Regions from separate parts of the Homo sapiens genome. Here region 1 is linked to region 2. A link is an interaction called in ENCODE POLR2A ChIA-PET data of the cell type or tissue named here. Cell type or tissue: HepG2. All regions are shown on one strand. Links, peaks and the distances in the headings refer to the core of each region. The heading gives the core; the rest is flanking DNA.

The links. ChIA-PET counts read pairs that join two places held together with the same protein. Peaks named below come from ENCODE experiments on the same cell type or tissue, not always from the same donor. Only the 100,000 strongest peaks of a DNase experiment are listed, where the experiment ranks them.
Region 1: POLR2A ChIA-PET joins it to region 2 with 5 read pairs; 3 of 35 experiments call an interaction of 5 or more read pairs at or near these places.

Annotation. Positions count from the first base shown.
Region 1 is chr12:121,318,587-121,323,586 of GRCh38, reverse strand. ANAPC5 (anaphase promoting complex subunit 5) reads left to right here. Exons shown (of 17, transcript NM_016237.5): 12 at 3,128-3,202; 13 at 3,769-3,890; 14 at 4,979-5,000. Among named protein-coding and RNA genes, the nearest start is that of CAMKK2, 24 kb to the right of the region's middle. In HepG2, for the core only: no CTCF peak of the experiment used is centred there; no DNase peak of the experiment used is centred there.
Region 2 is chr12:121,362,608-121,379,698 of GRCh38, reverse strand. It overlaps LOC124903037 (a long non-coding RNA gene), which reads right to left and starts at 4,274. Exons shown (of 2, transcript XR_007063498.1): 1 at 3,883-4,274. In HepG2, for the core only: no CTCF peak of the experiment used is centred there; a DNase peak (open chromatin) is centred at 8,128.

The sequences.
Region 1 (5,000 bases), core at 1-5,000, 51 kb after region 2:
GCTGAAGCAGGCGTATCACTTGAGCTCAGGAGTTTGAGACCAGCCTATGCAACATGGTGAAACCCCGTCTCTACAAAATATACAAAAATTAGCTGGGTGTGGTGTGTGGTGGCACATGCCTGTAGTTCCAGCTACTAGGGAGGCTGAGGTGGGAGGATTGCTTGAACCTAGGAGGTAGAGGTTGCAATGAGCTGAGATTGCACCACTACACTCCAGCCTGGGCAGTAGAGCAAAACCTTGTCTCAAAAAAAAAAGATAAACATCCCGACAATATAAGAGTATAAAAAAGTCATGAATGTACATTCACAGAAAGCATGGCCCAAAAACATGAAAACATTTCAATCTAGTCATTGAAATTAAATTTAAAGCAGTTAAGGTACTACTTTCACCAATTATATAAGCAAAGATACTTCAGTGTTAGAGGAAGAAAAGCACAGAGTTCTGGTATGAAAGTACTTGGTACATTTATATAGGGTAATTTAGTAATATATCTCAAAGAACTTAAAAGTGCCTGTCATTTCCACTTCTAAGGTTTTTTGTTTGTTTGTTTGTTTTTGTTTTTGAGATGGAGTTTTGCTCTGGGGCCAAGGCTGGAGTGCAGTGGTGTGATCTCAGCTCACTGCAACCTCTGCCTCCTGGGTTCAAGCGATTCTCCTGCCTTTGCCTCCTGAGTAGCTGGGATTACAGGCACCTGCCACTGCGCCCGGCTTATTTTTTTGTACTTTTAGTCGAGATGGGGTTTCACCATGTTGGCCAGGCTGGTCTCAAACTTCTAGCCTCAAGTGATCTGCCCTCCTTGGCCTCCCAGAGTGCTGGGATTACAGGCGTGAGCTACCGCACCCAGCCTACTTCTAAGGTTTTATGCTAAGGAAATAATTGGACCAGTATGCAAAGCTCTATGCACCAAGATATTCATTGTAGCATTTTTTAAATGGAAAATATTAGAAATAACCAAAATATCAAAAACCAGATTATTTTCATGTACCATAATTGATTTTCCCGATAAAATACTACGATGATATAAATTTGTATTTATTGACATTGAAAGATTTATTCATTCAACAAATATTCATTGGATGCCTACCATGTGGTAAACAGTGTTATAAGTAATTTATAAAAATATATGTAAGCTGGACACGGTGGCTCATGCCTGTAATCCCAGCAATTTGGGGGGCTGAGGTGGGCAGATCACCTGAGGTCAGGAGTTGGAGACCAGACTGACCAACATGGTGAAACCCTGTCTCTACTAAAAATACAAAAACTAGCTGGGTGTGGTGGTGTCTGCCTGTAATCCCAGCTACTTGGGAGGCTGAGGCAAGAGAATTGCTTGAACCTGGGAGGTGGAGGTTGCAGTGAGCCTAGACCACACCACTGCACTCCAGCCTGGGTGACACAGTGAGACTCCCTCTCAAAAAAAAAAACAGGCCAGGTGCGGTGGCTCACGCCTGTAATCCCAGCACTTTGGGAGACCGAGGCAGGCGGATCACGAGGTCATGAGATCGAGAGCAGCCTGACCAACATGGTGAAACCCTGTCTCTCCTAAAAATACAAATATTAGCTGGGCGTGGTGGCATGCACCTGTAATCCCAGCTACTCAGGAGGCTGAGGCAGGAGAATCGCTTGAACGCGGGAGGCAGAGGTTGCAGTGAGCTGAGATCATGCCACTGCACTCCAGCCTGGTGACAGAGTGAGACTCTGTCTCAGAAAAAAAAAAGCAACAACAACAGCAAAACCCAAAAGTAATTTGTCAGCCGGGCACATTGGCTCATGCCTGTAATCCCAGCACTTGAGGAGGTTGAGGTGGGTGGATTGCTTGAGGCCAGGAGTTTGAGACCAGCCTGGCCAACATGGCAAAACACTGCCTCTACTAAAAATACAAAAATTAGCTGAGCATGGTGGCGCGCACCTGTAATTCCAGCTACTCGGGAGGTGGGGGCTAAGACATCAGAATTGCTAGAACCCAGGAGGAGGAGGTTGCAGTGAGTCAAGATCATGCCACTGCACTCCAGCCTGGGTGACAGAGCAAGACTCTGTCTCAAAAAAAAAAAAAAAAAGGATTTTGTATAGCCAGGTGTGTGGTGGCATGCACCTGTATTCCCTGCTACTCGGGAGGCTGAGATGAGAGGATTGATTGAGCCTAGGAAGTTGAGGCTGCATTGAGCTGAGATCAAACCATTGCTGCATTCCAGCCTGGGAAACAGAGCAAGACCCTGTCTCATAAAAAAAAAAAAAAAAAAAAAAAAGTAATTTGTTTGTTCTTGTTTACATGTATTTTGTAAGTGTTTTTCTAGAATGGATATGTCTTACGTGTGTAATTAAAAAAAAATTTTTTTTTTTGAGACGGAATTTTGTTCTTGTTGCCTAGGCTGGAGTGCAATGGCACGATCTCAGTGCACCACAACCTCTGCCTCCTGGGTTCAAGCGATTCTCCTGCCTCAGCCTCCCAAGTAGCTGGGATTACAGGCATGAGCCACCACGCCCAGCTAATTTTGTATTATTAGCAAAGATGGGGTTTCTCCATGTTGGTCAGGCTGGTCTCGAACTCCCAACCTCAGGTGATCCACCCGTCTTGGCCTCCCAAAGTGCTGGGATTACAGGCGTTAGCCACCATGCCTGGTCTTAAAATATTTTTAAAATAAATTGTATTAGCCTTTAAATAATGGCCCTTAGAAATTTGAGTCTCTGGCCAGGCATGGTGGCTCACGCCTGTAATTCCAGCACTTTGGGAGGCTGAGGCGGGCAGATCACGAGGTCAGGAGATCGAGACCATCCTGGCTAACACAGTGAAACCCCGTCTCTACTAAAAATACAAAAAAATTAGCCGGACATGGTGGCAGGCACCTGTGGTCCCAGCTACTCAGGAGGCTGAGGCAGGAGAATGGCGTGAACCCGGGAAGCGGAGCTTGCAATGAGCCGAGATCGCGCCACTGCACTCCAGCAGGGCTACAGAGCGAGACTCTGTCCCAAAAAAAAAAAAGAAAGAAAAGAAATTTGAGTCTCTGACCAGTATCTCTCAGGTTGCTGCATCAAGAACGGGAACAGGTGAATCTGTCACCATCTGTGCATGGTACAGCAGGTGTGGATTCAACACAGGTTATGCTGATCAAATTGTGTGTTTCTACTTTAGGGCTGTTTTGCTGCAGCTTCTGAAGTGTTAAAGCACTTGAAGGAACGATTTCCGCCTAATAGTCAGCACGCCCAGGTAATCTGCCTTTTGCATGGCAATAGATTTATTTCTGATAAAAATAGCTTTTATTATAATATAAAGTGGGACATAATCTCCCCTCAGAAAAATAATATTGAGCTAAAAAGGAACTTGTCAAAGGATGCTTACAAGTATGATATTATTTATATAAAGTTTAAAAACACAGGCTCATACTCTATGTTGTTTAGAGACAAGGGTATATGTTGTAAAAGTATAAAAAACCTGAATGAGAATGATAAATACCAAATTGAGTGCCTACTTTGAAAAAAGAGAAAGAGACGTAGAATTTGCAAAGGACTTCATTGGTATCTAATAGTATATGAAGCAGATAAAGCAAAATGTGAGTTGACAAAGTTGATGATTGGCACACATGTATCTGCTATTTTATTCTCTGTGCTTTTTCACATACTTGAGATATTTTAAAAAAATTTTAAATCCCCCCAAAAAAGAATATGTGTGAATTATTGTAAGGATATTTGCTAAGCAATCCAAAATACTTTCATATACTCATTAAGATGAACATTCGCCATTTTGTACTTAATTGTGTTTTTTTTTCTTACTAGTTATGGATGCTATGTGATCAAAAAATACAGTTTGACAGAGCAATGAATGATGGCAAATATCATTTGGCTGATTCACTTGTTACAGGAATCACAGCTCTCAATAGCATAGAGGGTGTTTATAGGTAAGAAACCTTGAAAACTCTAACCCCAGAATAAAATAATTGTTAAATGGTTTTGTTTTTGTTTTATATGTGCATTAATTTATTTTAGCTTAGAAAAAAACTTTATTTTCTTAATAAATAAGAAAATACAGGTAAGCAGCTGGGCATGGTGACTTACACCTGTAACTGGGCATGGTGACTTACACCTGTAATCCCAGCACTTTGGGAGGCTGAGGCGGGCGCATCACTTGAAGTCAGGAGTTTGAGACCAGCCTGGCCAACATGGTGAAACCCTCTCTCTACTAAAAGTACAAAAAATTAGCCAGGCATGGTGGTGGGTGCCTGTAATCCCAGCTACTTGGGAGGCTGAGGGAGGAGAATTGCTTGAACCCATGAGGCGGAGGTTGCAGTGAGCCAAGATCGCACCATTGCCTCCAGCCCAGGCAACAGAGTGAGACTCCATCTCCAAAAAAAAAAAAAGAAAATACAGATAAGCAAAATGAAGAAAATAAGTATCTCCCAGAGATAATCATTAACATGCTGTTATCTATAATTCCAGAATTTTTCCTGCATGCGTGTGTGTGTGTGTGTGTGTGTGTGTGTTTGTGTATACACAGCATGCTCACATACATGCTCACACACACATTCATACACACATACAATTTATTCTTTCAACAACAAAAACATTTTTTTTTTTTGAGGCAGAGTCTCACTCTGTCGCCCAGGCTGGAGTGCAGTGGCACGATCTCAGCTCACTGCAATCTCTGCCTCCTGGGTTCAAGCGATTCTCCTGCCTCAGCCTTCTGAGTAGCTGGGATTACAGGTGCCCACCACTACGCCCAGCTAATTTTTTGTATTTTTAGTAGAGGCAGGGTTTCCCCATGTTGGCCAGGCTGGTCTCGAGCTCCTAACCTTGTGATTCGCCCGCCTCGGCCTCCCAAAGTGCTGGGATTACAGGTGTGAGCCACCGCGCTCAGCCTCTTTCAACAAAAATTAAATCAGGCACAGTTTTTTCCCTTGGGAGGTTTATAGCGCAATTGAATAAATTGAGATTCTTACCCTCAAAGTGACTAGTTAAAACACTTGTGTTCATTTTGATTCTGTTTCAGGAAAGCGGTTGTATTACAAGCT
Region 2 (17,091 bases), core at 5,054-10,053:
TTTTTTTTTTTTTTTTTTTGAGATGGAATCTTGTTCTGTCATCCAGGCTGGAATGCAGTGGCACAATCTTGGTTCACTGCAGCCTCTGCTTCCGGGTTTTAAGCAATTCTCCTGCCTCAGCCTCCCCAGTAGCTGAGATTATAGGCACGCACAACCACGCCTGGCTAATTTTTGTATTTTTAGTAGAGGCGAGGTTTCACCATGTTGGCCAGGCTGGTCTCGAACTCCTGACCTCACATGATTCACCCACCTTGGCCTCCCAAAGTGCTGGGATTACAGGTGTGAGCCACAATGCCCGGCCGAGACTCTGTTTCCCAAAAAAAAAAAAAAAAAAGAAAAAAAAGGAATTAGCATTCTACTCCTAAGTATATACTCAAAAGAACTGAAAACATATACTAGAACAAATACTTGTACATGAATGTTCATAGCAGTGCTATAAACAAGAGTCAAAAGACAGATATATCCCAAATTTCCATCAACTGATGAATGGATTAAAACATTGTGGTATATATACACAACAGAATATTATTCAACCATAAGAAATGAAGTACTGATACATGTTACAACATGAATGAATCTGGGTAACATTTTACTAAGTCAAATAAGCCAGAAACGAAAGGTCACATACTGTATCACATCCCCCCCTTGTTTTTGCAGGGACAGGGTCTTGCTCTGTTGCCCAGTCTAGTCTCAAACTTCTGCCCTCAAATGATCCTCCAGCCTCTGCTTCCCAAAGTGCTAGGCTTACAGGCAGGATTCACCATGCCTGGCTGAGTCTATTTGTATGAAACGCCCGGTATAAATGAATCCATAGAGACACAAAGCACACTGGTGGTTTCCAGGGGCTGAGGAGAGTGGAGGAATAGGGAGTAATTGCTTAGTGGACACGGGGTTTCCTTTTACGGTGATGAAGAAGTTTTGAAACAAGGTAGAGGTGGTGGTTGTACATCATGGTGAATGTACTAATATTACTGAATTATTCACTTTATTTTTAAAATTTTTATTTATTCTGATGGAGTCTCACTCTGTTGCCCAGGCTGGATTGCAGTGGTGCAATCTCTCCTCACTGCAACCTCCACCTCCTGGGTTCAAGTGATTCTCCTGCCTCAGCCTCCCGAGTAGCTGGGATTACAGGTGCTCACTACCACGCCCAGCTAGTTTTTTTTTTTTTTTTTATTTTTAGTAGGCAGGCTTTTGCCATGTTGGCCAGGCTGGTCTGTTATAACTCCTGACCTCAGGTGACCCGCCTGCCTCGGCTTCCCAAAGTGCTGGGATTACAGATATGAGCACCACGCCCAGGCTGAATTATTCACTTTATTTATTTTTGAAATGTAGTCTTGCTCTGTTGCCCAGGGTGGAGTGCAGTGGTGCAATCTTGGCTCACTGCAACCTCCACCTCCCAGGTTCAAATGATTCTCCTGCCTCAGCTTCCCGAGTAGCTGGGATTACAGGTGGCCACCACCACACCTGGCTAATTTTTTTTTATTTTTAGTAGAGATGGGGTTTCACCATGTTGGCCAGGCTGGTCTTGAACTCCTGATCTCAGGTGATCTGCCCACCTTGGCCTCCCAAAGTACTGGGATTACAGATGTGAGCCACCATGCCTGGCCAAATTATTTACTTTAAAATGGTTAACTTGATGTCATATGAATTTCATCTCAATTTTTAACAAGCTAAACAAAATAAAAGAATTTGCTTTTCCACTGGGCACAGTGGCTCATACCTGTAATCCCAGCACTTTCAGAGGCCAAGGCAGGAGGATCTCTTGAGCCCAGGAATTTGAGACCAGCTTGGGCAACATAGCAAGACCCTGCCTCTACAAAAAAATTAAAAAACTAGCCACGCAAGGTGGTGCGTGCCTGTGGTCCCAGCTACTCATGAGGCTGACGTGGTAGGGTGGCTTGAGCCTGCACAGTGAAGGCTACCATGGTGATTGCACCATTGCACTCCAGCCTGGGTAACAGAGTGAGACACTCAAAAAAATTTTTTTTGGTCTTTTTTTTCATTTTGATTTTGTAAAAAGTTTGACAACTTCTCCAATATAGTGGAGCCATAGATAACATTCAAAGTATTTTTCCCCTAGCATGTTTCTATTTTCAATCTTCATTTAATCACTAGTGTTAACATGTAGAAAGTAAACCAGGCACAGTGGTTTACACTTATTATCCCAACACTTTCGGAGGCTGAGGTGGGAGGATGGCTTGAGGCCAGGAGATCAAGGCTGCAATGAGCTATAATCCTACCACTGCACTTTAGCCTGGGTGACAGAGTGAAACCCCATCTCTTAAAAGTGGAAAATTATGGGCACGATGTTGTTCGACTTAATTATACCTGAATGCTTTTCCTGAAAGAAAAAGAAAAATCATGTAATTTGAGTTCTCAGGATAATTTGTACTTAGGAAAAATCAAATCCAGAAGCTTACTACCCTTTTCCTATTACTCTAGAGTGGCTAAAGAAGAGTTAAAAGATTAGCTGGAAATTTACATTCCAAATGGATTAATTATTAACAGAGAAACAAATGAAATGTTCAATCATCTGTTCAAGACTGTTGCTTGGCACCTGTTTGCCAAATGCGCTATCTTCCTATTTATGTTTACCATTTGTGTAAGAGATTGGAATCAGGTATATTTTCAAGGTGTCTAAAATTTGAGAGGCAAGGCCCCAGAGTTTGGGTGTTCATCTCCACCCCCTCCGCACCTTCCCCACTTCCTGCCTATTCCCCAAATGTTGTCCACTGCCTATTCACCATTGGTATTTCTGAACAAAGGTTCAGAAAATATCTGGGAACGGGCTCACGCCTGCAACCCCAGCACATTGGGAGGTCAAGGCAAGAGGATCACTTGAGTCCAGGAGTTCAAGACTAACCTGGGTAACACAGTGAAACCCTGTCTCTATAAAATAAAATACAGCTGGGCATGGTGGCTCACGCCTGTAATGCCAGCACTTTAGGAGGCCAAGGCGTGTGGATTACTTGAGGTCAGGAGTTCGAGACCCGCCTGGCCAACATGGTGAAACCCTGTCCCTACTAAAAATAGAAAAAATAGTCAGATGTGGTGGTACATGCCTGCAATCCCAGCTACTCGGGAGGCTGAGACAGGAGAATTGCTTGAACCCAGGAGGCGGAGGACGCAGTGAGCCAAGAGCACGCCACTGCACTCCACCCTGGGTGACAGAGCAGGACTCCATCTCGAAAAATAAATGAATAAAGTAAGATATAAAAATAAATTTAAAGAAAAGAAAATGCCTTAGGCTGAGTGCAGTGGCTCGTACCTGCAGTCCCAGCACTTTAGGAGGCCAAGGCAAGCAGATTGCTTGAGCCTAGGAGTTTGAGACCAGCCTGGGCAACATGGTGAAACCCCGTCTCCATAAAAAATGCAAACATTTAGCTAGGCACGGTGGTTGACACCTCTTAATCCCAGCACTTTGGGAGGCCGAGGTGAACAGATTACTTCAGGTGAGGAGTTCAAAACCAGCCTAGCCAACATGATGAAACCTCATCGCCACTAAAAATACAAAAATTAGCCAGGCGTGGTGTCGCTCACCTATAATCCCAGCTACTCAGAAGACAGAAGAATCGCTTGAACCCAGGAAGCAGAGGTTGCAGTGAGCCAAGATCACGCCACTGCACTCCAGCCTGGGCAATAGAATGAGACCCCCCCCGCGCCCCACAAACAAAATACTGACAAGTACTGGGGGAAAGGGAAACAGACATACTTTGAAAGAATATATTACAAAGGAGGTAGTGATGATCAAGAATATCAAATTACTCCCCAAATTCAAGGCTAGGGGTCAGGGAGCCCTTTTACTAACTGCGATATACAAATGAAGAATCAGCGCCAGTTTGGGCTAGGCGCGGGGGCTCCCACCTGTAATCCCCTTACTTTTGTGTCCGGAAGTGGTGGGTTCTTGATCTTACTAACTTCAAGAATGAAGTGCAGACACTCGCTGTGAGTGTTACAGTTGTTAAAGGCGGCGTGTCTGGAGTTTGTTCTTTCTGATATTCCGATGTGTTCCAGAGTTTTTTCCTTCTGGTGGGTTCCTGGTCTCGCTGGCTCAGGAGTGAAGTTGCGGACCTTCGCGGTGAGTGTTAGAGCTCTTAAGGCGGCGCGTCTACAATTGTTCGTTCCTCTCGGCAGGTTCGTGGTCTCGGGGGCTTACATGAATGAAGCTTCGCAGACTTTCGCGGTGAGTGTCACAGCTCATAAAAGCAATATGGCCCCAAACAGCGAAAAAACTAAACCACCCACACACCTGAAAAACACCCCAACCGATTGTCGCTGCTGGCTCCGCAGCCTGCTTTTATTCTCTTATCTGGCCCCACACACATCCTGCTGATTGGTCCATTTTACAGAGAGCTGATTGGTCTGCTTTACAGAGAGCTGATTGGTCCATTTTGACAGGGTGCTGATTGGTGCATTTAACAATCCCTGAGCTAGACACAAAAGTTCTCCAGTTCTCCACTTCCCCGCTAGATTAGCTAGACACAGAGTGTCCATTGGTGTATTTACAAACCCTGAGCTAGACACAGAGTGCTGATTGGTGCATTTACAAACCTTGAGCTAGATACAGAGTGCCGATTGGTGCAGTCACAAACCCTGAGCAAACACAGGGTGCTGATTGGTGTGTTTACAAACCTTGAGCTAGATACAGAGTGCTGACTGGTGTATTTTCAATCCCTTAGCTAGACATAAAGGTTCTCCAAGTCGCCACCAGAATAACTAGATACAGAGTGCAGATTGGTGTGTTTACAATCCCTTAGCTAGACATAAAGATTCTCCAAGTCCCCACCAGACTCAGGAGCCCAGCTGGCTTCACCCAGTGGATCCCGCACAGGAGCTGCAGGTGGACCTGCCTGCCAGTCCTGTGCCATGTGCCCGTACTCCTCAGCCCTTGGGTGGTTGATGGGACCGGGTGCCGTGGAGCAGGAGGGACTAGCTCGGCTCGTCCGGGAGGTTCCGGCTGCCAAGGAGCTCAGGGCGGGGGGCAGGGGGTGGGGGGAGGCTCAGGCATGGCAGGCTGCAGGTCCCGAGCCCTGCCCTGCAGGGAGGCAGCTAAGGCCCATCGAGAAGTCGAGCACAGCAGCTGCTGGCCCAGGTGCTAAGCCCCTCACTGCCCAAGGCCGGCGGGGCCGGCTGGCCGCTCCGAGTGCAGGGCGCACCGAGCCCATGCCCACCTGGAACTCGCACTGGCCCGCAAGCGTGGCGCACAGCTCCGTTTCCCGCCCTCGCCTCTCCCTCCACACCTCCCCGCAAGCTGAGGGAGCCGGCTCCGGCCTTGGCTAGCCCAGAAAGGGGCTCCCACAGTGCAGCGGCAGGCTGAAGGGCTCCTCAAGTGCGGCCAGAGTGGGTGCCAAGGCTGAGGAGGCGCCGAGAGCGAGTGAGGGCTGTGAGGGCTGCCAGCACGCTGTCACCTCTCGCTTTCGGAGGCCGAGGCGGGCGAATCATGAGGTCAGGAGATCGAGATCATCCTGGCTAACACGGTGAAACCCCATCTCTATTAAAAATTAGCCAGGCGTGGTGGTGGGCGCCTGTAGTCCCAGCTACGAGGGAGGCTGAGGCAGGAGAATGGCATGAACCTGGGAGGCAGAGCTTGCAGTGAGAGGAGATGGCGCCACTGCACTCCAGCCTGGGCGACAAAGCACAACTCCATCTCAAAAAAAAAAAAAAAATCGGTGTCAGTTTGAAGGATAAGGTGATAAATTTCTTTAGTTTTACCGGAAATGTGGTTAAGTCTCAAGTGTCGGCAGGACAAGCCATGCCGACAACTGTTAAAGCAGGCTGGAGACACTTGATGGGTCACATTACATCAGCATCTCCTCCAGAGACTGAGATTTACTCTAGTTGAAACCTTCCCTGACCATCATCCCTGATGGATGATTTTTTCCCTCCCATCACATCAGCATTCACTCCTTTCTTTTTTTTTTTTTTTTGAGATGGAGTCTCACTCTGTCGCCCAGGCTGGAGTGCAGTGGCGTGATCTCAGCTCACTGCAACCTCTGTCTCCTAGGCTCAAGCGATCATCCCACCTCAGCCTCCAAAGTAGCTAGGACTACAGGCGTGTGCCACTGCACCCAGCTAATTTTTTTTTTTTTGAAACGGAGTTTCGCTCTTGTCGCCTAGACTGGAGTGCAATGGTGCAATCTTAGCTCACTGCAACCTCCGCCTCCCAGGTTCAAGCGATTCTCCTGCCTCAGCCTCCAGAGTAGCTGGGATTACAGGCGCTCGCCATCACCCCCGTCTAATTTTTTGTATTTTTAATAGAGATGGGGTTTCACCATGTTGGTCAGGCTGGTCTTGAACATCCTGACCTCAGGTGATCCACCTGCCTCGGCCTCCCAAAGTGCTGGGATTACAGGCATGAGACACCGCGCCCGGCCCCGGGCTAGTTTTTGTATCTTTTGTAGAGACAATGTAGCCATGTTGCCCAGGCTGGTCTTGAGCTCCTGGGCTGAAGCGATCCACCTTCCTTGGCCTCCCAAAATGCTAGGATTACAGGCATGAGGTATTGTGCCTGGCCTGTTCCAGAATCTTTGACCTAAGAAGATAATTGCTGTTACTACCACCTCCTTCCTTCCAGATTTTATTTTTCTTTCTCATTCATCAACTGCCTTTCTAGTCTTGGCCCTTGCCCGCTCATGCTTTCCTCTTTTCCCCAAAATACAGTTTTGCTTAACATATTTTCCCTGATTAAATTCGCCCTAGTCTGCCTACTCTTGAGGCTTTTTTTTGTCTGAATTCTTTCAGCATGAGGTTGGAAGAGACTTTAGAAATCTTCTTGCTCAAATGCCTGCAAGTGTATCAATCCACACTTGTATCATTTTTTTTTTTAATAGATAGAGTCTTGCTCTGTCACCCAGGCTAGAGTGCAGTGGTGCAATCTCAGCTCACTGCAACCTCTGCCTCCTGGGTTTAAGCGATTCTCCTGCCTCAGCCTCCCGAGGAGCTGAGACTACAGGCACATGTCACCACACCCAGCTAATTTTTATATTTTTAGTAGTGAGGGGGTTTCACCATATTGGCCAGGCTGGTCTCGAATTCCTGACCTCAAGTGATCCGCCCACCTCAGCCTCCCAAAGTGCTGGGATTACAGGCGTGAGCCACCGTGCCCGGCCTGTATCTTTTGATAAAAAAGTAAATCTCAACAATTTGTGTGGGTTGGGAAAATGTCTGTCTGAATTAGTGAAAAGTCTGAATTATAAAAATTTTGAAAGTGATGTGATTGTAGCACATTTAAGTGTGTGCGATAACTCTGAATAGACCAAATACAATTTAGGAAAATTGAAATTCTTAGAAATTTGCTTTTACACGGCTGGGTGCGGTGGCTCATGCCTGTAATTCCAGCACTTTGGGAGGCCAAGGCGGGCGGATCATGAGGTTGGGAATTCGAGACCAGCCTGGCCAATATGGTGAAACCACGTCTCTACTAAAAATACAAAAATTAGTCGGTCATGGTGGCGTGGGCCTGTGGTCCCAGCTACTCGGGAGGCTGAGGCAGCAGAATCAGTTGAACCCGGGAGGCAGAGGTTGCAGTGAGCTGAGATCGCATCACTGCACTCCAGCCTGGACGACAGAGTGAGACTCTGTCTCAAAAAAGAAAAAAGAAATTTGCTTTTACAAATAGATAATTATGATTTACCCTGCATTCAATAAGAAATTTATGTTTGTACAATGCTTTATAGTTTTCAAACACTTTTTTTATTATTTATTTTGAAGTAGAGAAGGCAAGTGTTATATTTCCAATTTCAGAGGCAATAAGAAAGCTAGTGACATGGCCAGGCATGGTGACTTGCACCTGTAATCCCAGTAGTTTGGGAGGCCAAAGTGGGCAGATGATTCCAGCCTAGGAGTTTTAGACTAGCCTGGGCAACATGGTGAAACCTGGTCTCTACCGGAAAAAAAAAAAAAAAGAAAAGAGAAAAAAAAAATAACTTGATGCAAGAGCAATTGCGGCTTTTGCCATTACTGTCAATGGTAAAAAACCGCAATTGCTTTTGCACCAACCTAAAATACAAAAATTAGCTCGGGATGGTGGTGCACCCCTGTAATCCCAGCTGCTTGAGAGTCTGAGATGGGAGGATCACCTAAGGCCAGGAGGTCAAGGCCACAGTGAGCTGTAACTGTGTCACTGCACTACTGTACTCCAGCCTGGGCAACAGAGAGAGAGAGAGGAAGGAAGGGAGGGAGGGAGGGAGTGGGGAGGTGGGGGGCCCGTCCTGTTGGCTCACACAAGTAATCCCAGCACTTTGGGAGGCCAAGGCGGGCAGATCACGAGGTCAAGAGATCAAGACCATCCTGGCCAACATGTTGAAACCCTGTCTCTAATAAAAATACAAAAATTAGCTGGGCATGCACTCCTGTAGTCCCAGCTACTCGGGAGGGTGAAGCAGGAGAATCGCTTTACCCTGGGAGGCGGAGGTTGCAGCGAGCCGAGATCGCTCTACTGCACTCCAGCCTGGCAAAAGGCAAGACTCCATCTCAAAAAAACCCAAAAAACCAAAAACAAAGAGAGAAAGAAAGAAGGAGAGAGAGAGAAAGGAAGGAAGGAAGGAAGAGAGAGAGAGAAAGAAAGAAAAAACAGAGGCCAGGCACGGTGGCTCATGCCTGTAATCCCAGCACTTTGGGAGGCCGTGGCGGGCGGATCATTTGAGGCCAGGAGTTCGAGACCACCCTGGCCAACATGGTGAAACCCCGTCTCTACTAAAAAATCCAAAAATTAGCTGGGCATGGTGGTGCACATCTGTGATCCCAGCTATTCGGGACGCTGAGGCAGGAGAGTCACTTGAACCTGGGAGGTGGAGGCTGCAGCAGGCTGAGATTGCACCACTGTGCTCCAGCCTGTGTGACAGAGCAAGACTCTGTCTCAAAAAAAAAAAAGAAAAAAAAAGAAATCTGGTTTCTATTCTGCCATGAAAGGGATGGGTGACCCCCAAGGCCTCAGTTTCCTTATCCTAAAGAACTCAAATTATTTTTGAGAAGGTCACCAGCCAAGTAGCTTTTGTTATAAAATGCAGATGTTCATATTTTTTTCTAGTGTGGTAAAATTCCCTTAACATAAAATTCACCATTTTAACCTTTTTTTTTTTTTTTTTTTTTTTTTTGAGACAGTCTCACTCTGTCGCCCAGGCTGGAGTGCAATGGCACGATCTTGGCTCACTGCAGCCTCTGCCTCCTGAATTCAAGTGATTCTCCTGCCTCAGCCTCCCAAGTAGCCTGGATTACAGGCACACACCACCACACCTGGCTAATTTTTGTATTTTTAGTAGAGATGGGGTTTCGCCATGTTGGCCGGGCTGGTCTTGAACTCCTGACCTCGTGATCCACCCCCCTCAGCCTCCCAAAGTGCTGGGATTACAGGCGTGAGCCACCACGCCCGGCCTTAACCATTTTAAATGGTACAATTCAGTGGCATTTAGTACCTTCACATGCAACCATCACCGCTATCTGTTCCAGAACATTATCATCTGCATATGGATTATCCGGAAGAGTTAAATCCATAGAGACAGGAAGATTGGTGGTTGCCAGGGGCTGGGGAGAGGGGAAAGTGGGCAGTGATTGCTTAATGGGTACAGAGTGTCTTTTAGGGGTGATGAAAATGTTTTGGAACTAGATGGAGATGATAGTTGCCCAACATTGTAAATGCACTAAATGGGACTGAATTGCTCACTTTAAAATGGTTAATTTTACCTCAATTTAAAAAGAGAAAGGGGAAAAAGATAGCTTTGTTTATTAATTAATTAAGCACTTCAGCTGTAGAGAGAGAGAATTTAGATTAATGGGCTAACTCAATGAGACCCAGCCTAATGCCCCCATTACATCTACAGAACTGTGCCCTGAGATTTTAATAGTAGAGACCAGTTAGGCTATCATGAGCTTTCACGTCTCAATGTATAGTTAGAGGACTCGTATTCTCAACATCACCTGGGAGCCTGTTAGACATTCACAACCCCAGGCTGCCCCAGACCAACTGAACGAGAATTTGTACTTTTTAATTTTATTTTATTTTTGAGACTGAGGGAGTCTCCCTCTGTCGCCCAGGCTGGAGTGCAGTGGTGCAATCTCAATTCACTGCAACCTCCGCCTCGTGAGCTCAAGCGGTTCTCCTGCCCCAGCCTTCCAAGTAGCTGGGATTACAATGCATGCCACCACACCTGTCTAATGTTTGTATTTTTAGTAGAGACGGCGTTTTGCCATGTTGGCCAGGCTGATCTCAAACTCCTGGCCTCAAGTGATCTGCCCGCCTCAGCCTCTGAAAGTGCTGAGATTACAGGCGTGAGACATCGCGCCCGACACAGAATCTGTATTTATTTAACAAGCTTTCCAGGTGATTCACTTGCACGTTGAAGTGTGGAAAATCACAGTTATAGGAACGCTGAAGTGGTACAAGCTTACCCCACTCTAGGCAACCAAATATATATTAACATAATTTCAGTTTTGTTTTTGTTTTTTTTGAGATGGAGTCTCACTCTGTCACTCAGGTTGGAGTGCAGTGGCACGATCTCAGTTGACTGCAACCTCCGCCTCCTGGGTTCAAGCAATTCTCCTGCCTCAGCTTCCCGAGTAATTGGGATTACAGGTGCATGCCACCACGATCGGCTAATTTTTTTTGTATTTTTTTTTAGTAGAGATGGGGTTTCCCCATGTTGGCCAGGGTGGTCTCAAACTCCTGACCTAAAGTGATCCGCCGGCCTTGGCCTCCCAGAGTGCTAGGATTACAGGCCTGAGCCACTGCGCCCGGACATAATTTCAGTTTTTTACAGAGGATGCATTGCGGTATGACTGCTTGCTTAACAGGCTCCCATTAGTCTTTAATTTCCAATCTCCCTTAAGGCACTGGAAAATTTAACCACCATCAAAAGATTTAGCAGTGATTTTCAAGGAACTCAGCTTCTGAGTAGATGAAAGTCTTTACAATACAAAACACACACCAGCGGCCAGAAAATGTTAATATAAGCTTCCAAGTCAGCCAGGGAAATTGCCTTCTTATGTGAGATGTGGCAGAATTTATTTAAGGAGTGACGTGCCTGTAATTCCAGCACTTTGGGAGGCCGAGGCGAGAGGATAACTTGAGCCCAGGAGTTTGAGAGTAGCCTGGGTAAGATAGGAAGACCCATCGCTACAGAAAATTTTAAAAACATTAGCTGGGTGTGGTGACACGTGGCTGTGGTCCCAGCTACCTGGGAGGCTGAGGCGAGAGGATCACTTGAGCCTGGGAGGTCAAGGCTGCAGTGAGACTGGATCAATTATGCTACTGCACTCCAGCCTGGGTGATAGAGTGAGACTCTGTCTCTGAAAAAATAAGCTAAAGAAAAAAGAGGCCGGGCACGGTGGCTCACGCCTGAAATCCCAGCATTTTGGGAGGCCGAGGCAGGAGGATCACCTGAGGTCAGGAGTTTGAGACTAGCCTGGCCAACTCGGTGAAATCCCATCTCTACTAAAAAGACAAAAATTAGTTGGGCACGGTGGCGCATGCCTGTAATCTCAGCTGCTCAGGAGGCTTGAGGCAAGAGAATTTCTTGAACCCGGGAGGCAGAGGTTGCAGTGAGCTGAGATTCCACCACTGCACTCCACCCTGGGCGACAGAGCGAGACTCTGTCTCAAAAAAAAAAAAAAAAAGAAATTAAATGTTTTAGAGTACACCTCTGAATAGGATTTTTTTTTTTTTTTTTTTTGTGACAAGGTCTCACTCTGTTGCCCCCGCCTCCTGGGTTCTACCCATTCTCCTGCCTCAGCCTCCCAAGTAGCTGGGATTATAGGCGCTCACCACAATACAGGGCTTATTTTTGAATTTTTAGTAGAGATGGAGTTTCACCATGTTGGCCAGGCTGGTCTCGAACTCCTGACCTCAAGTGATCCGCCTGCCTCAGCCTCCCAGTGTGCTGGGATTACAGGTGTGAGCCACCGTGCCAGCAGGATTCTTTTTTTTCTTTCTTTGTTTCTTTTTTTGAGACGGGGTCTTCCTTTGTCACCCAGGCTGGAGTGCAGTGGTGCGATCATGGCTCACTGCAGCCTCAAACTCCTGGGCTCAAGTGATCTTCCTACCTCAGCCTCCTGAATAGGTGGGACTACAGACATGCACCACCATGCCTATCTAATTTTTTTTTTTTTTTAAGTAGAGAAGCAGTATCGCTTTCTTGCCCAGGCTGGTCTTGAACTCTCAGGCTCAGGTGATCCACCCACCTCACCCTCCCAAATTGCTGGGATTACAGATATGAGCCACTGTGCCTGGCAGTGAACAAGATTCTCAATGGGTGATTTTAAAGAGGCTGTTCCCTTCAGCCTAGGGTACCCCACCTTTTCCCTGTGCTTTGTTCCTGTCTTTAGTACTTCCTCAGTATCCCAAACTTGAAAATCAAAAGATACAAAGCTAACACGATGATACCCATATTCTACCTAATTTTATGGTAAAATTTGCTTGGTTTAACTTTCTTTTTTTTTTTTTCTTTTTTAAGATGGAGTTTCACTCTTGTTGCCCAGGCTGGAGTCAATGGCACAGTCTCAACTCACTGCACCCTCCGCCTCCCAGGTTCAAATGAGTCTCCTGTCTCAGCCTCCTGAGTAGCTGGGATTACAGGTGCGTGCCACCACGCCCGGCTAACTTTTTTTTTTGTATTTTTAGTAGAGACGGGGTTTTATCTTATTGGTCAGGCTGGTCTTGAACTTCTGACCTCAGGAGTGATAGGATCATGGTTTGCTGTAGCCTCCACCTCCCAGGTTCAAGTGATCCTCCCACCTCAGCCTCCTGAGTAGCTAGGACTACAGTTGCACACCACCATGCCCAGCTAATTTAGTTTATTTTTTGCAAAGACAGGTCTCCCTATGTCTCCGCCCGCCTTGGCCTCCCAAAGTGCTGGGATTACAGGCGTGAGCCACCACACTGGCAGTTTAACTTCTTTTACCAAAATTTAAAAACAAATACATTTAACAAATATTTATTGCATGCCAATTACATACTAGACGCTGCTGCATGTATGGAGATTTAGCAATGACCAAAGAAAAGGGAAATATATCAAAATGACATAGAAGTTATCACTGGGTTGTGGAATGATAGTTTTCCTATTTCTGATTTATCTTGTTCTCCTTTTCTATATTTTTGATGTTTTCTGCAAACAGTATGTATCACTTTTTATAATACCTGAGAAAATATGGATCGGCTTAGTGGCTCATGCCTATAGTCCCAGCACTTTGGGAGGTAGAGGCTGGAGGATCGCTTGATTCCAGGAGTTCGAGACCAGCCTGGACAACATAGGGAGACCTGTCTCTACAAAAAATAAACAAAATTAGCTGGGCATGGTGGTGTGCAACTGTAGTCCTAGTTACTCAGGAGGCTTTGGATGAAACAAGTGGTCCAGAGACAACAATGAGAATTCCTTTCCCCAGGGAGGGAGGTCAATTCAGTTCGTGAGCCTTGAGAAGCTGAAATGCTACCTTGGATCTGGAAATACTTAGTGATGCTTATCAGGCTAGCGATCGAGTTTCCCCAGCAGCTCAGTTAATTACCCAGAACTTTCTGTATTGAGTGAGTCCTAAGACTCTGCGTGACTTTCTCAAAGTCAGGCCTCATTTTATTCAATAGGAGACATTTTTCCCCCTTTCAGCTGGATTTTCTTGGATTATCAAAAGAGAGTGTTTATGCATGCACACAGGAGAACCGGTTCACACATTACATTTTCCTTGCCCAGAGGAATCAGAGCAATTATCCATTCCCTCTAACATCATGTCTCAGAATTGTAGGGTTAGGGTTTGTCATTTTCAGAAGTTTTAGATCTGAGCAGCAGCAGGTCCAGCATGCGTGCGGTGACACTGCTGGCTTTCCCATCCGGGGTGGATGCTGGGAATGATGTGTCAGCACTTAGCTGCTGGTGAACTTCTGTCTAATGAACAATGGAGAAAATTGGCTCTAGCTGGCACAATTCTACTCGGGGTGTACAGTGTTCAGAGATACATGAAATCAGGAATATAATCATCCATTACTCAGAATAACTTTAAAATCTTTGATAATTATTTAGTTCTTTCAAAATCATCACATTGCTGAACATGATTCATGGTTAAATAGCAAGCTGGGTTTCTCATGCTCATTGAAATGTAGAGTCATTGCTGGTGGATGTAAAATGGTGCAGCCACTTTGGAAAACAGTCTGGCAGTTCCTCAAGAAGTTAAATGTAGAGTTAGCATACAACCCAGAAATTCCACTCCTAGGTATGTAACCCAAAGAACTGAAAACCTATGTTCATCCAAAAACATATATGTGAATGTTCATACCATCACTATTCACAATAGCCAAAAGGTGGGAAACAGCCCAAGTGTCCATGAACTGTTGAGTGGATAAACAAAACGTGGTCTATCCATACAATGGAATATTAGGCATAAAAAGGGATAAAGTCCTGATCCATGCTACGGTGTGGATGAACCTCAGAAACATGAAGCTAAATGAAAAGAAGCCAGACACAAAAGACCACATACTGTATAAATCCATCAGAATGGAATTTCCAGAATAGGTCCATCTACAGAGACAGAAAGTAGGTTCGTGCTTGCCAGGAGTTGGGGGAGGGAGAATAGGGAGTGACTGCTACTGGGTATGGCGTTTCTTTTTAGGGAGATGGAAATGTTCTGGAATTAGATAGTGGTGGTCACAGGCTTCTTTTCCTGGCTCCTGAGTCACCCTGATGGGTTGAACTAATAGGATACCCCACAGGGAGATTGGAGGACAAGGGAAAAGGAGAAGCTTCAGAATTTCTTGCCCTTTCTCTCTGCCTCAGGCAACATCCTCCAACAGTGGCTGTATTTTACTTGGCATCACCAACTCCTTCTCAGTGGCTCTAGCTGCTCACCACTTCCTTTGTCCATTTCGACTTGGGAGTGGCACGATCTTGTTACTCATTCTCTCTCTCTCTTTCTTCTTCTTCGTCTTCATCTTCTTCTTCTTCTTTTTCTTCATCTTCGTCTTCCTCTTCCTCTTTTTCTTCTTCCTCTCTGTCTCTCTCTCTCCCTCTCTGTCTCTCTCACTCTCCCTCTCTCTCTCTCTGAGACAGGGTCTTGCTCTGTTGCCCAGGCTGGAGTGCAGTGGCAAAATTGTGGCTCACTGCAGCCTTGACCTCCTGGGATCCCGAGATTCTCCCTGCTCAGCCTCCCAAGTATTTGGGAATACAAGTGTGTGTCACCACACCCAGCAATTTTTTTTTTTTTTTTGAGACAGAGTCTTGCTCTGTCACCCAGGCTGGAGTACAGTGGCGGGATCTCCAGCTTACTGCAACCTTTGCCTCCTGGGTTCAAGCACTTCTCCTGTCTCAGCCTCCTGAGTAGCTGGGATTACAGGCGTACGGCAGCATGCCTGGCTAATTTTTGTATTTTTAGTAGACAGGGTTTTGCCATGTTGGTCAGGCCAGTCTCGAACTCCTGACCTCATGTGATCCGCCCGCCTTGGCCTCCCAGAGTGCTGGGATTACAGGCATGAGCCACCATGCCCAGCCCACATCCAGCAATTTTTAAACTTTTTTTGTAGAGACAAGGTCTTGCTATGTTGCCCAGGCTGGTCTTGAACTCCTGGGCTCAAGCAATTCTTCCTCCTTGATCTCCCAAAGTGCTGGAGTTATAGGTGTGAGTCACTGCACCCAGCTTTATTGCTAATCTCTGTCCCATTTGGGTTCTTAGATCTTTCATTACTTGTGGAACCAATTCTCTGTATTCATCTTTTTGTTTGTAGCTTCTGTTTCCTGCCTGCTCTCTGATGGATAAACCCTTCTAAGGGCTCTATCAATTCATATTCCTTCCAGTACTGTGTGAAACTGTCAGTTTCCTCCAAACCTTACTGCATTTTATCATTGTGGGAAATTGTGTCCCCCGCTTCTACCTGCCCAAATTTATATGTTAAAGCCCTAACCCTGAATAACTCAGAAGGTAACCTTATTTGGAAATAGGGCCATTGCAGATGTAGATTAGTTAAAATATGGGATCCTATGAATCAGGGTGGGTCTCTAATTCAATATGACTGGTATCCTTATAAAAGGGTGAAATATGGACTGGACGCGGTGGCTCACGCCTGTAATCTCAGCACTTTGGGAGGCCGAGGCGGGTGGATTACCTGAGGTCAGGAGTTCGACACCAGCCTGGCCAACATGGTGAAACCTCGTCTCTGCTAAAAATACAAAAATTAGCCAGGTGTGGTGGCGGGCACCTGTAATCCCAGCTACTTGGGAGGCTGAGGCAGGAGAATCACTTGAACCCGGGAGGCGGAGGTTGCAGTGAGCTGAGATTGCGCCACTACACTCCAGCCTGGGCAACAGAGTGAGACTCCGTCTCAAAAAAAAAAAAAAAAAAAAAAAAGCGGGGGTGGAAATACGAACACAGGTATGTGTACAGGCTATGTGAAAATGACCATCTCCAAGCCAAGGAGAGAGGCCTGGAACACATCCTTCATTCATACCCTTCAGAAAGAATTGATCCTGCACACACCTTGATCTTGGACTTCTAGCCTCCAGAGTTGTGAGGCAACACATTTCTGTTGATTAAGCCACCCAGTGTGTGGTGCTTTGTTATGGCAGCCATAGCAAATAAATACTGTTTTTTCATTAGGCATTTTTAAAAACACTCATGCGCAAAAAAGAATTGATGTTTTAAACCGGGCACAGTAGCACCTGCGTGTAGTCCTAGCTTCTAGGGAGGTCGAGGCAGGAGGATCACTTGAGCCCAGGAGTTCAAATCCAGCCTGGGAAACATAGCAAGACTACATTTGTAAAATAAATAAATAAATAAATAAAATAAAAAATAAAGACAAAAAGGGATGTGTTATGACAGATCAAGGATATAACAGGCAGATACAGGTGCTGGAGTCTATGGGGAAGAAAGCAAGAAAGAGGACTGAAGTGGTGGGGAGTCTTTAACAAAGAGGAGGTTGGGCGCGGTGGCTCATGCCTGTAATCCCAGCACTTTGGGAGGCTGAGACGGGTAGATTACCTGAGGTCAGGAGTTCGAGACCAGCCTGGCCAACATGGTGAAACCTTGTCTCTACTAAAAATACAAAAAATTGCTGGGCATGGTGGCATATGCCTGTAATCCCAGCTACTTGGGAGGGTGAGACATGAGAATTGTGGGAAC